Linked DNA regions of Homo sapiens: region 2 is linked to region 1. A link is an interaction called in ENCODE POLR2A ChIA-PET data of the cell type or tissue named here. Cell type or tissue: B cell. All regions are shown on one strand. Each heading gives the region's core, and the rest is flanking DNA. Links, peaks and the distances in the headings are about the cores only. Region 1 overlaps GORASP2 (golgi reassembly stacking protein 2). Region 2 has its middle 8.6 kb from the start of DLX1.

The links. Peaks named below come from ENCODE experiments on the same cell type or tissue, not always from the same donor. Only the 100,000 strongest peaks of a DNase experiment are listed, where the experiment ranks them.
Region 2: POLR2A ChIA-PET joins it to region 1 with 5 read pairs; 1 of 35 experiments calls an interaction of 5 or more read pairs at or near these places.

Annotation. Positions count from the first base shown.
Region 1 is chr2:170,947,742-170,952,741 of GRCh38, forward strand. It overlaps GORASP2 (golgi reassembly stacking protein 2), which reads left to right. Exons shown (of 10, transcript NM_015530.5): 2 at 609-689; 3 at 1,798-2,001; 4 at 2,463-2,549; 5 at 3,587-3,717. Among named protein-coding and RNA genes, the nearest start is that of GORASP2, 21 kb to the left of the region's middle. In B cell, for the core only: no CTCF peak of the experiment used is centred there; a DNase peak (open chromatin) is centred at 2,880; H3K27ac peaks cover 1,297 bases.
Region 2 is chr2:172,089,854-172,098,434 of GRCh38, forward strand. No RefSeq gene overlaps it. Among named protein-coding and RNA genes, the nearest start is that of DLX1, 8.6 kb to the left of the region's middle. RefSeq lists an enhancer at 1,298-2,471. In B cell, for the core only: no CTCF peak of the experiment used is centred there; DNase peaks (open chromatin) are centred at 4,208, 5,688, 6,208 and 7,068; H3K4me3 peaks cover 2,259 bases; H3K27me3 peaks cover 5,000 bases.

The DNA of each region.
Region 1 (5,000 bases), core at 1-5,000:
CTAATTGCTGAGAGGATTAGCCCCTTTCTCCCAAAAAAGGAGAAAGTGGTGCAGAAATAGAACCACAGAGGGAAAACCTCATATAGAAGATGAACTAGGCCCGGTGCAGTGGCTCACACCTGTAATCCCAGCACTTTGGGAGGTTGAGGCAGGTGGATCCCTTGAGCCCAGGAGTTCAGGACCAGCCTGGGCAATAAGGCGAAACCCTGTCTCTACAAAAAATACAAAAATTAGTTGGACATGGTGGTACGCACCTATAGTCCTCCCAGGTACTCGGGAGGCTGAGGCACAAGAATCGCTTGAATCAGGGAGGCAGAGGTTGCAGTGAACCGAGATTGTGCCACTGCATTCCAGCCTGGGCAACAGAGGTGGAGTCTGTCTCAAAGAAATAAAATAAAAATATAAATAGAAGATTAACTTAAAGAATGGGTAGAGTTTAGGGAGCTGGACGGGCATTATCTGGGAGAGATGAAGAGAAATGAGAGAACTAGCGTGTACTGTATTTCATTATCAGTGAAATTGGTCTATTTTTACTGAAAAGAGAGATTCGGCTTACAATTTTCACCTAAGCTTTACATTTTTTATTTTTGTCGTTTTTGTTTCCGCAGGTACAAGAAAATTCCCCAGGACACAGAGCTGGTTTGGAGCCTTTCTTTGATTTTATTGTTTCTATTAATGGTTCAAGATTAGTAAGTTCAACTTTCTGTAGTTTTGTCTATAGTATTTGTAATCTCTCAAAAATGGAATTTTTCAGATGACCTGAGATGGGTATTTATTAGTTACAATCATTATGTGTAGTATGCCAATTTATAGAAATAATCATGTATTAATAAACATTGAAATATCTATAATATTATACCTTATGCTCCACTGATTATCTTAGGGAAGTCTCTAGAATCAGTGGAGTCTTTTATATGTTAAATATTTAATTTTTATAAGCAGAAAGAAATAATTAAGATGTAAAAGATTGCTTTTTAAAGATGTCAGACTTCTGTTGGTTGTTGACAAATGGATTACTAGAAAGATTCATTCTCTCATCTCATTCTCTCAAACTCGTCAGTTTTCTTGGTGCTAAGTTTCACAATATATGAATAATGTTATTAGAACCAGACAGAGAGATGTGCTCCAAAGTACCAAATTAAAACCACTTTTTATACCTTGTTTAGAGTTTACCCATAATAAAGTTCTAAGATAAAGAAATTATATAATCTCAGCAAATTCTTAGGACAGTAGCCACTTGGTTGGTTTAATTTTTCGTAACAGTCTTAAGTTTTCGTTCATTACTTACAACATCTCTGACATATAAATAAAGGCCAACATCTGGCCTTTATTTGTTTATGAAATGAAATATTTAATATGCTGTTTCTACTTTCTTTTCTATCCAGCTCTTAATAAAGCATGTATTTAGAAATAGAGTCCAAAATTAAACGTTAACCCCAGTAAATGTTTTAGATTTTTATAATCAAAGTCATCACAACTTCGTTAGTAATGTGACTTCTTATGGCATATTTTGTTTTTACACATTGAAGCCCTAGATCATTCTAAATAATGTTGGGTTGCAAATTCCATAATCCATAATGAGCTATTAGAAAAAAGTCAGTTTCAAGTTGTTGCTAACGTAAGAGTTCTTAATTTCTTGACATTCTTTTACATAGAAGAAAATTTAAATGTTGGTGAAACCTTTGTTGAATGTTTTATTTATGTTGATTATTAATATTACTCTTATAGGGCCATAGGATGCTTAAGCTAACATTAAATTTTTATTTACTAAGGAATGTGATTTCTATGTGTTCACAGAATAAAGACAATGACACTCTTAAGGATCTGCTGAAAGCAAACGTTGAAAAGCCTGTAAAGATGCTTATCTATAGCAGCAAAACATTGGAACTGCGAGAGACCTCAGTCACACCAAGTAACCTGTGGGGCGGCCAGGGCTTATTGGGAGTGAGCATTCGTTTCTGCAGCTTTGATGGGGCAAATGAAAATGTTTGGCATGTGCTGGTACGTATCAACTGTGAACTGTTACTGGAGGTTCATGAAGCAGTGTGGAAAGATGTTTTAACAATGGTTGTTTCTGGCTTAATAAGATTGTAAGGATATTATTAATAGGCAATTTTTGCCAAAAATCAGCGTTCATTGCTTTTTAAGTATGGATCAATTTTTTTTTAAGTTGAGGAAGAGAAGCAAATGTACAAGTTTAAGAACTTTTTCTAATGATTTATTCATTATAAGATGTGTTAGAGTAGATAGCTACAAAAATATTTTAAATATTTGTTAAATATTATGTAATTTTTATGCTCAGAAGTTTAAAATATATTCTGTAGTTTCTGACATCTGACACATCTCTAGCAAGACAGAAGTATACAGATTTAAAAAATCAACATAATTAAAAATTGGACTATAAACCTTGGAAGATTATTTTATATATATTAATTTTAGGGTGTGTGTTTATGTCATTCTAGGAGGTGGAATCAAATTCTCCTGCAGCACTGGCAGGTCTTAGACCACACAGTGATTATATAATTGGAGCAGATACAGTCATGAATGAGGTAATTCGTGTGTTTATTCATAGTGAGAACTATATAAAATTTTCTCATTGAGGTTTGAGTTGAGAAAGATATTTGCATGCTTTGCATTTAGAGTTAAAATTTCAGTCTTTGCTGATCAAAAATAACTTAAGCCTCAGGGTGTTAAATGGAACATCTGGTAGGTGTCTTATTAGGTATAGCTGTGAGGAAAAACACATACTGTGCGGCAATTGCACAGATTTTATGTGTAATATACAGAAATCTTTGCATACCTGAAGTCTAAATCAAATTCTCATTTTCAATTGTTCATTGATTTCATTTTCTCTTCCCCTTTTTGTTCAGTGACAGCATTAGCTCAGCTATATTACATCCTTTTCCTTGTCTCTTAGCTAGCGGAAGTATACATTGCTAAATCAAAAATGAGAGAAAAGGCTGGGCACAGTGGCTCATGCCCATAATCTCAGCACTTTGGGAGGCCGAGATGGGAGAATTACTTGAGCTCAGGAGTTCGAGACCAGTCTGGGCAGCATAGTGAGACCTTGTCTCTACAACAAATACAAAAATTAGCCAGGCATGGTGGTGCATGCCTATAGTCCCAGCTACCTGGGAGGCTGAGGTGGAAGGATCACTTGAGCCTGAGAGGTTGAGGCTGCAGTGAGGCAAAATCATGCCACTGCACTCTAGCCCAGGCAACAGTTAGAGAGACCCTGTCTCAAAAAAAGAAGAAAAAAAAAAGAGTGAGAAATGAGGTGCCCAGACAACCAGGTCTTAATAATGGGAAGTAAAAGCAGAATATGTAGAACTCGGGTGTAAAAGAATTGTACTAAGAGTGCCAACTAGATCTTAAGGAACTGGCCATAAAGCCTTGTATGTAGTAAGTAGGCTTTGCTTGAATTAATATATTGAATTAAACCTGCTTGTGATTTTTATGTCTGGGGCAGGGCCCAGAATCTGTATTTTTTTCTTAGATTTCTCAGGTGATTCTGATAGCCAGGTTTGAGACACACTGTTCCAAAGTATGGTAACGTGAAACATTTTCTCCTGTGACACTTTTGCAGTCTGAAGATCTATTCAGCCTTATCGAAACACATGAAGCAAAACCATTGAAACTGTATGTGTACAACACAGACACTGATAACTGTCGAGAAGTGATTATTACACCAAATTCTGCATGGGGTGGAGAAGGCAGGTAAGGTCATTTTTTAGACTAAGTTATGACTGCTTAAACATACCAGTCAGATATGTTGCAGACATTGATTGTTTTTATTTTGAAAGAAATTACTGGTTTATTTTAAGACTCCTCTTAAAAAAAAGGGAAGAGCTAGTCTAGAATATTGAAACCAATTTTTTTAAAGTACATATCTAGGGAACATAGTATATATACTATAGTCCTTTTCTTTACTAACCTAAGAGCTAACAGCATTTCTTTTTAATTGAGAAATTATTGCGCATAAGCCATAATTATAGAAAAGCCTAGAATTTGGAAACATTCCACATGTTTTCAAAAGTTCTAATCCCATGCTGGGAAAAGGATAACTTAGTTGCTGCAGGCAGGAAAAGCTTCCGTTTGCTCACAGTATCTTTACCCACACTACCTGAGATTCTCCAGCTGAATGTTTCGCCACAAGTATTCTAACTTGTTGCAGTTTGAGAAAAGTAAGATAGATGTGTCATCCAAGAGTCTGGCCTATATGGGGCAATACTTGATCAAATTATCATTGTCCATTGCCCAGGTTTGTAAATGCCCAGAAATAGGATCTATTCGAGGCATTCAAAATTTATTCATTACAAGAGGCACTTCCTCATATAAACTACATTTGCAGAGAAGCTGCTATATTTGAATGACAAATTTTCAGTTTGCAATAGAAAAATACCCCCTCTCTAGTTAGAAGAATACTCAGGTCAGATTAGTACCACAAGAGTGCCTGCTGAGCATGGAATCAAACTGGAGGAAGAGATTCTGTGGACAGTGAAGACCAACAGCAAAGAACATCACATATTCTTTCATTTTTAATTATGTTAACTAAATTTGGCTACATTCTTTGGAAGACATTTTTTCTTTTGATGTGTTTAATACTGTCAGTTGGCCATTGCATTAGCTAGGCCCATACAGAACATTTTCGTCAGTCTGCCTCTGACCATGCATTTGGTCTTTTTGTGCTTCTGTTTTTATTCCTTCCTCAGAGGCTGACCACATTTCATTTATTAAATCTTATTTCTCTTAATTTCATTCTTAGGCTGTCTTTAAGTTTGCCCAGGGTCTTGCTGTTGCCTCAAGTGCATTGTCTATTACCACTTAATTACTTTGACCAATAAGCACCTTGTTTTCAAATGTAGCTACCTCTGAAAGGCCATAATTGATCACTATAAATTATTTAATCTTTATTTCTCTAAATCCCAGTCCAGTGAGAATTGCAGGGTTTTGTTTGTTTGTTTGGAGACAGCGTCTTGCTCTCTGGGCTGGAGCACAAT
Region 2 (8,581 bases), core at 2,163-7,162, 1.1 Mb after region 1:
CTTCCTGCCTTGCTCCATTGACCCCCAAGGTGTCTGATTCCTACCTGAATTGGAAGGGTAAGGAGAGAATGCCTGGCGAGGGTTCCCCAGGAAGGGGGCTCAGGAACAGGTGCATCAGGGCAGGGCTGACGCTCAGGAACCAAAAGGATGTTGAAGACCGGCTGAGAGGAGATGAAGTCAGAGTTCAAAGTCAGCCGGCCAGGACGATTTCAGTTTTTCCCACACCCAGCCAGCTCTTGAGAGGCCGGGAGGTTGGGAGGCTGAGAGGCCTGAAAGCAGAGACACTGCTTTGCCTCTAGCCTTCCTCCGGATCAGGCCTCCCTGCTTTTGCATGCCCGGAGGCGCTGGATTCCGTCGCGGAAAAGACGCAGCCAGACGCCAAGCAGGGGCCCGGAAAGACACGTCTGTCAGACTGCCCCTCTATCAATCAGTGCGCTCCAGGGGACAGGGCACAGTCCCAGGCAGCCACCCTGGGAGCTCCACAGTGAGAAAGGCAGGTTCCTGCCTAATGATCCGGGGCCTTTCTCTGCACCTCACAGAAATGGAGGTGCTAAGGAAAGGGTGGCTGACACTTTGGAACCCCAAAATCTGACCAAAGTCAAGCACACCACTCCCACCTCATCCCAGTCCGAAAGTCCCAAGGCCAGGCCCTTATGGGAGCACCTCTAGTGAAGCGCTTGCTCAGATTAGTTTCCTCCAGAGGAACACGGGCTTCAAGGGACTAGAACCAGATTGGTTCCCTTCTCGTGGCCCTGCGTCCCAGCCCAGCCCCAACCCCCACCCCAGATCTCGCAGCCGAGCCGAGGCAGTCCCGGAGAGCTGCGGGCCCAGACAGGCTGCCAAGCGCTGTTCCTACTTCTCCCGCACTCGCCTTCCAGCGCTGCTGCCCGCGGGAGCTGGCCCTCCACCTTTGGGGGGTCTTTTCAGGCGCGCGGTGGGGAGCAGAGCCCGGAAGGCAGTGATCTGTGTTGTGACAAGCACCCATTTTTCAATTGGTGCTGGTGAAAGATCAGATGCGCCAGGCTCTTCCGACGCCCTTTGGGAAGGGGAGGAGGAAGTGGTGGGGCTGCTGGGGGTGGGGGGAGGCGGTGTGATGGAAGCAGGGAAAGTAGTCGGGGGTGGGGGAATGATGCCGGGGACCTCCAAGCCCCTTCCAGGCCTGAGATTGGGACTTCTCCGCAGCACCTAGAAGAACCAGCGCTGATGGGAGAGATCAGACCTCAGAAACCAGGATGTGGGCAGTCAGATGGGCCTCAAAGCTGAGGAAAGAATGAATTTCCCAGCTCCCGCGCGGGGTAGGGGGTCTTCCTAGGTTCAATTTCCCCTAGGAGATGTGACTTTGCTAGTGCGAAGATTTCTGTCCGGCATCTGACTCAGGTCCCCCAGACGGCAGCTAGGGCCCAATGCCTCAAGCTACAGGCAAAATCTGTTTGGTCAAGCGGATTGTAATACTTTGAGATATTAGCTTATACTAATTTAATAATCTCTTGCTAACAGTTCAAATAGAGAAATTATTAGTTTTAGCTCAACGAAAACGGTCTTTAGTTAGGCTTTATTATAATTATAAGCGGTTGTACTTTTTAAAAATGTTAATCTCAATATAGGCCTAATTAATGCTGCCTTGTTACTGACAAGTAGTTCATCAAATATCTGATTCAAAGATTTTCATAATGAGTATATTAATTAAACTATGAATAATCTAAAGGTGGTTATATTTAAACAATACCTCATTATAATGATTAAATACTGATTTCGAATATTATGTCTTAACAATTGTCACTTAGAAAACACAACCTTTCCTTATGTATGAGTCTGTAATGGCAAAATGCAATTTTGGGATTTTTTTCCCTTGTTCAAAAAATGTGAAACTCATTTTAAAACACTTCTGAAATAGGTTACACACAGCTTAATGATTATCAAAATGACTCTTTTCTGCAAAAAAAGACCCCAAAGTGCGCGTACAGCTGCAAACCCAAGAGGGTCAGCATCATTTCACTGTATTCTCTTCTTGATTACAAGCCGGGCCCATCAAACACAACATAATTACAGTAATTTCAGGTTTATTTATTCTAATGCAGTTTCCCCATCTCTCTGGTAATTATGAGCAATTTTTTCGCCCAGGGAATCTTTTTGCATTAACAAAAGAGATAACGCACTGAAAGCCAAATTTGCTGTGCATTGAGAAAAGGAAAAAAAAAAATCAAATAGGTGCGAGCTGCCATCTCTGCAATTCTCTGGTACCGGAGCCGGCAAATTGCTTGCAGGTGTATGGAGCAAGCTTGTCAATGGCCAGGCCTCCAAATTAGCAAATGCACAGCAGCAAAGTAATGAAGACAGACTTAGCAAAATTGCCAAACAACAGATATCCCTTTAATATCTTCTCTCACCCACACTAGCTCTAAAAAGGGGTAGGGGTAGGGAGAGAAGCAACAGTCCCCAGCCCCCTCCTCACTGGTCTTGGCTTTCAGGAGCCTGGAGGGGCTGGGTAGCCTTGTGAGTGGTAATCTAATTGTGGGAGAACTCATATCTTAAATCGAGGCACTATTTAAAAATATAAAACTGGAAACGTTTATAGTTCACAGCTTTTCCTCTCTGATCATTATGTTTTATTTTTATTTCTTTCTTCTGGAAATCTGCACCTGGGCTGGGTTAGATATAATAGCTCTTCAGCCTTCTTGATTCTGTACGAGTTTTTAGAGCCACAAGAAGTTTTAAGATTCCCCCCACCTATATGCACAGAAGTGTGAATTTATTCATAGAGAGTCATCTGATGTAGAAACTAACTGAATCTTTCACCTTGAAGAAATTGTCAATTTCTGTCACCCCAGGAAAGGTAGGTCTGTGCGCTGGATGTGGAACCCGAGATACTAGATCAAGAAAAATTGGGAGCAAAGAAGCAACCCAGGCTTCCTGGCTTTAAATCTTTATCCTGGTATCCATCTCTTCCTTTCTGTATCTTTTATAAACTGATTTCAGAATTACCTGGTTTTTGTCATCCCACCGCCTGGATTAAACACCCTTGAAATTATAGGCTAACGCAAACTTTTCTGCTCTTCATCCCGCATGGCCATAGGAACCTCCATCAAATGCAGTACAGAAGGCGAGGGTCCTTCCCTCCCATGCCTCAAAGAAATCCTCCTCCGGTCCCCAGCTCCACAACAAACCCCTAGCTCCAGCGTAGACAGACAAACGGCTGTAAAAAGTGCCTTCCCCAGGCTCAAGAAACATGTCACCCCCACCCACCGCTTTCCTACCCCCTCCCTCATCCCCCAATCTTCGAGGATTAACACTTCCTGAAACATCAAGTGTTTTTATAAAAAGGAAAAAAATAATCCTGACATCGCTGACAAGAAGTTTTGATGGAAGAATTAGCTGGTGCATACATAATCACTCCCCCACCCTCCTACTCCCGGAGCGGGAGCCACGGCGGCGGGCGCAGCGCAGCCTTCCAACCCTCTGAAAAATGAAACCGGTTTCCACCCTTACCTTCTTCAGTGTCAATTTCAGATAATCTGGACACACACTCTTTGCTACATCAAATCAAAAGGGTCGAAGGTAGCTTTTGGCTGGGAGAATAACGGGAAAGAAAAATCAAAAAAGAAAAAAGGGAAAAAAAGGAAAAATAGAAAAATACAAAACCGACCAAACCAGAGTAAAACAAAACCAGAAAACCAAAAACAATCCCCCAGACCCATCCTCCTATCTTGAGAGTAAAGAGTGGAAAGAGGTCCCCAGGACCAGGCGCCTCAGAGCGCCGCAGGCTTTTTGCAGCGCTGCGCTTGCAGAATAGGACTGAAATTTTCGGCTATATAGCCTCTGTCTTTATAGCTGATGAAAAAAATTGCAGATTATTAGCATAAATGTTTACTCTTCATTACGCTGATGACATTGTGCACTCGAGATCTTGGTAATCTTTGGGAAAATTATGAGTAATTTTTAAAAATTTTAAAGCAGCAGCAGTTACCATGCAATTCAGGCTAATTCTGCGTAGGCTCCGAACGGATATAATTATCGAGGAGTCAAGATGTTATGCTAAAAACTATGCATTGATATTCCCATTTATTATGTACATACAACTTTGACAATGTTGATGCTTGAAATAGCAGGAAATTGTCTTGCGCAAAAATTACAGTCCATATTAGGACATCTGAAATTGCGAAGAATTATATAGTAATTGCAGGCTTTCAGATGGGAGAGCCAGAATGCTCAAACTAGTGCAAATGTGGATAAAATTACAGATCAGAGCAAAAATTAGGGAAAAAGGGGGTCTGGGATTTTTCAGGTTGGCTATAGGATTCCGGAAGTGTCTAATGCCACATGATTGCTGCAGCTTTAGGGGAGACATTCATGCCTCAAATAGAGCATTGGCCAGGGTGGCTTTAATTGAATTTCTTGGGCTTTTTCTTTTAATAGGGGCGAATGAGGAAATTGGCCACCCAAGGCAAATTTTCACTGTCCTCCCGTGAACGTGCCGAGGAGAGAATCCTTTTCCCCGCGTACCTGCTCTCCCCAGTTGAATGCCCGGGAGGCCCCGAGGGGCTCCCCACCCTAAAAGCAGCAACTGAGAAAGTGACTGAACCGGATACCCCCTCCTGCCACCTCCTCCTTTCTTTTTCTTTCCTGTTCCCCCCTCCTCCTTCCTTCGGCCCCATTCCCGGATTCTGGCAAACCCCTCCACAGTGCAGCCGGGCCGGGCCCCGGGATGGGCAGACCGGGCCCAGGGGGCGGGGGGGCGGGATGATGGGGGAGCTGGCTGACTGTGCTGTCGGTGCCAGGCGGGGAGCATCTCGGGAGATGCCCAGGGCAGTTTTGGGAAGGTGGGACGTGGAAGGTAGGAGCGGAGGGTCGGACTGTCCCGCCCCGCGACCGCCTAGGCTCTTCTTTTGTCTCTACCGCCTGGAGATAGCGTCCCCCCACCTCCCAAACATTCACTTCCCACTTGGGCGGCGCTTCTCTCGGGAACCGAGACACCCTGCGACTTTAAGAAGCCGAGGCCAGACCCGCGGAGGGAGGGGGCGGGGCGGGGGCTGCCCCCCGAGCGGGGAGCGCGGTGGCGCCCGGCGGGAGAAGCCGACTGGAGCGCGGCCACCGCTCGGAGCTGCAGTGCCTCAGTCCGGTTCTCCGGCCAGAAGTCCCCATTGTTCCGGGTGCGATGATTTCACCTCCCGGGTGTCCGAGACTCCTGGACCACAATCGGGACGGAGAAGCGGCAGCGTGGGCAGCCTGCCACGTTTGCTCCGTGCGGGCCCCAGTCTGTCCCCCGGGGTCACCCGAGCGTGCTCCAAGTCCAGTCCTTTCGCCCTCGCTTCTCCTGCCCCGAAGTTGTAATCCTCTGCCCAGCACCCCCGACCCGCCTCGTGGGCCGGTTCTGCACCTTCTCCCACTCGGCACCCGACCCTCGGCCCCCATCTCCTAGCCCGGGACCCGACTCGACTGGGGACCCTCCCCAAAAGGGCCTCTTTCGGAGCGCTGCCACGCAGCCCGCAAACTGCCGGGACACTGCAGCTTGTGCGCTCTGGCCCGGGAGGACTAGTGGGGGAGCCGGAGAGGCCGAGGGAAGAAAGGTCTGTCTGGAGGCTGTCTGCGTTCTTGGCGTGGAGGCGCCGAGCTGCTCCTCCAAGACCTGCCTGCACTTTCTTTTCCTGAAACACAGTCTCCCCGCCCCGCCCAGCATCAGGCCGCAGGGCGGAATGTAACATCTTGTAATGCGGCAATCACTGCCAAACCCGTCCCCGCGAGGGGAACTCCCGCGGGGGGGGAAGGGAGATCGAAGGGATGTGGGGCCTCAGCATCCGCCTTCACTGGTGTGTGTGGGGGCGGGGGTGGTGTGGGCTGGCGGCGGCGTGCCTGGCAGATCCTGGGTGGGGAGGGAAGGGAAAGGTCGGCCGGGGGAGGCTTCCCTGGGGCTGCTTTGGGTGTTAGGATCCTGCTAGAGGCCGCCAGTCCCCGCAGGACCTAGTGCCCTAGCGCCAAGGCTGGAAGTAACGCGGCCCCCAGGATAGCGCCCCATCCTACAGCTTCTAGGATTCCTGGACCCCAAAGTTGAATTCGAAGGGAAAGGACCTATCTGTATTTTTGGAGGAGGAGAGGATCTGTAGCTTAATTCTCAAAGGAGTCTCCGACCCTAAACAGGTTAAAGCCACTGGTGGTCGCTGTTCCATGGAGGGAAAGGAGCGGGCTTTTGACTTTTGAGCGAGTTCGGGGGACGCCAGGAGTGGGGGAGTTGCACTCGAGTTTTACTGCCCGTAAGAACGACTTTTTGAGAGGGGACGGGGCTTCTTGCTCCCGGACATTGTTCTCTTGGGCGGAGGGGACCACTTCAGAGCTTCTCTTTGCACCCGCCTCTTCTGCCCCTCGTCTTCTACCACTGAACTGTTTGTAAACAAAGTTCCAGTCTTCCCCCGCTCTCTCCGCCTCCACCAAACCGGTATTTCTCCCAAATTCGCTCCATCAGTCTGGGATCGTTACACAGGGCGGATATTCACAATTTTCACAAGTGATCCTGAAAGAAGGCCTAGGGGAAGCCTCCTAAACGGTCCCACATTGCAGCAGGGCTGGTGAGGCCTGGGATCCATTCTCTCTCTTTTCTGCCCTTCCCATCCCGGAGTCTCGGGGCCGGCGGCGGGAATTCCGCGCAGCCGGAGGGGGGTCTGCGCCCAGCGGAGCGCCGTGCTGGGGCGAGGTGGCTGTGGGCAGAGCGTGCACCGGGGTTGGGGGGAGAAGGGGATTGAAGGGGCGGGGGGCGCGGGAGTACCTGGGCGGCAGGCAGTTGGCCCTGGAGCTCAGTGCCCGCGTTCTGCCTGAGTTGGGAGAGCCCTGCCAGAGGGTGGAGCGGAGAGGGCCGTGCACCCCTCACTCTTCAGCTTCCCTCCCCCTGCTTCCCAGCGCTTGTCATATCCTGTCTCTGGCCTGATATTTCACGCGAGCAATTGGAAGGAGATTACAATGGAGATTTATGTGTGTTCTGAGCACTGCTAGTTTCCCAGCGTAGAGAGCCGAGATCGCTGCTTCCCATTTCCATTTTTCATTCGCGCTTTGGGGAGCTCAGTAGAGCACGGGGGGAGCGTGTCTGCGCGGCGGCGGGCTGATCACAGGACTCCGCGTCTCCGGGCGGGCCGGGAGACTGTGAGAAAGGCTTGCCAGCGCGTCGCCCCCGGCGGGGCTGGAGCCGGCCCCCGCCTCCAGGAGCCAGGCTTTGTTTCCTCCCTTGCCTACCCCTCCCCCTTTCCGCCCCCTCATTTCTGGGACCTGGGCGCGTCCTTGCAACCCCTTCTCTTTGCCCTTCTCGTGGTCTGCGGAAACACCCCCTTCCTCTGGCCCCTTCACCCTCCTGCTCTCGGCTTCGCAGGCTCCCTGGGGAAAGGCACACCGTGGCCCGGCCCGACCCTGTCGTCACTGGGTGCCGGGTAAGGTGACTCCGGCGAGTCTGTGGGGCCTCAGCCCACCCCGGAGCTGGGAGCTCCCGCCCTCCCGACTCCCAGGCTTGGCTCATGCCAAGGCCTGTTGCGTGATTCCAACTTGGGCTGACATTCCCTGCCCCGGGCTCTCCAGCGTAGGCCTCTTAATCATCTTGTCTGCTGCAGATCCTCGACACCAGCCAATTTACTGCCCGTCTCTCCCCGCTGGTTTCGGGAGGAGGGAGGGGAGTGCGTGCAAAGGAGGGGAGGGCACAGTCACCCTCAGGAGGAAGGCTGGCACCAGTTAGTGGCACTAAAAAGAAAAAAAAAACAAAAAAAAAAGAAACAAAACCCACAGAATTTGGAGCTGGGGTGCGGGTGGTGGACAGGGATGGGGGTCTGCCAGGCAGCGGTTGCTTAGGGAAACCCAGGATCATAGGTCAATGGGCTTCAACCCAGGCCTCCCTAGCCTGGGAAAACAATGCAAAAATGCAATGGGACACTGGATCGTGTAGCCCCCCTGCTTTTTCCAAAGCCGCAACTCTCTGGACCGCATGGTTGTAAACCAGACTCAGAGAAGGCCCCAAAGCAATCTGCTCAGAAAAGTCATGATTCTCCTCAGGATGATGCCACTGAGCCCAGAAAGTCACCTCCGCCCCGTGTCTGGTTTTGGCAGATAAGTTGAAGACACACAGCACAGATGGCCTCATCCTAGAGGAGACGAAGCCTGGACCTGGCAGGCGGGGCTCTGTGGCTGGCACCCAGCCCCTCTGCAGTAGGGGAGAATCCCTTCAGAGGGCATGGCTGAGGTTCAAACCCCAGGTAGGAAGGGGCTTTCCCAGCCCCAGGATGTTGCTCTTCCACACAAAGTGAAGTTGGAAAGCCTCTGGGTAACTGTGGGTTTCATACCCCTCTCTGGGGGTAGTGAAAAAACAGTAATACTAAATATTAAATAGATATAATTTAGTGAGTTGTTACCATGTGCCAGGCACTGTTACACTGTTGCCTCATTAAATGCTCACAACTGCAAGCTATAGCTGTTAATATTTCTCCTATCTTACAGATCTGCAAACTGTAACACAGGGTGGTTAAATGGGTTCCCCAAGGTCACACAGTCAGTGATTGAAGCCAGGAAGCTTCCAACTGCGGGCCCTAGCACTTTCAGGGAAAGGCCCTAGCACTTT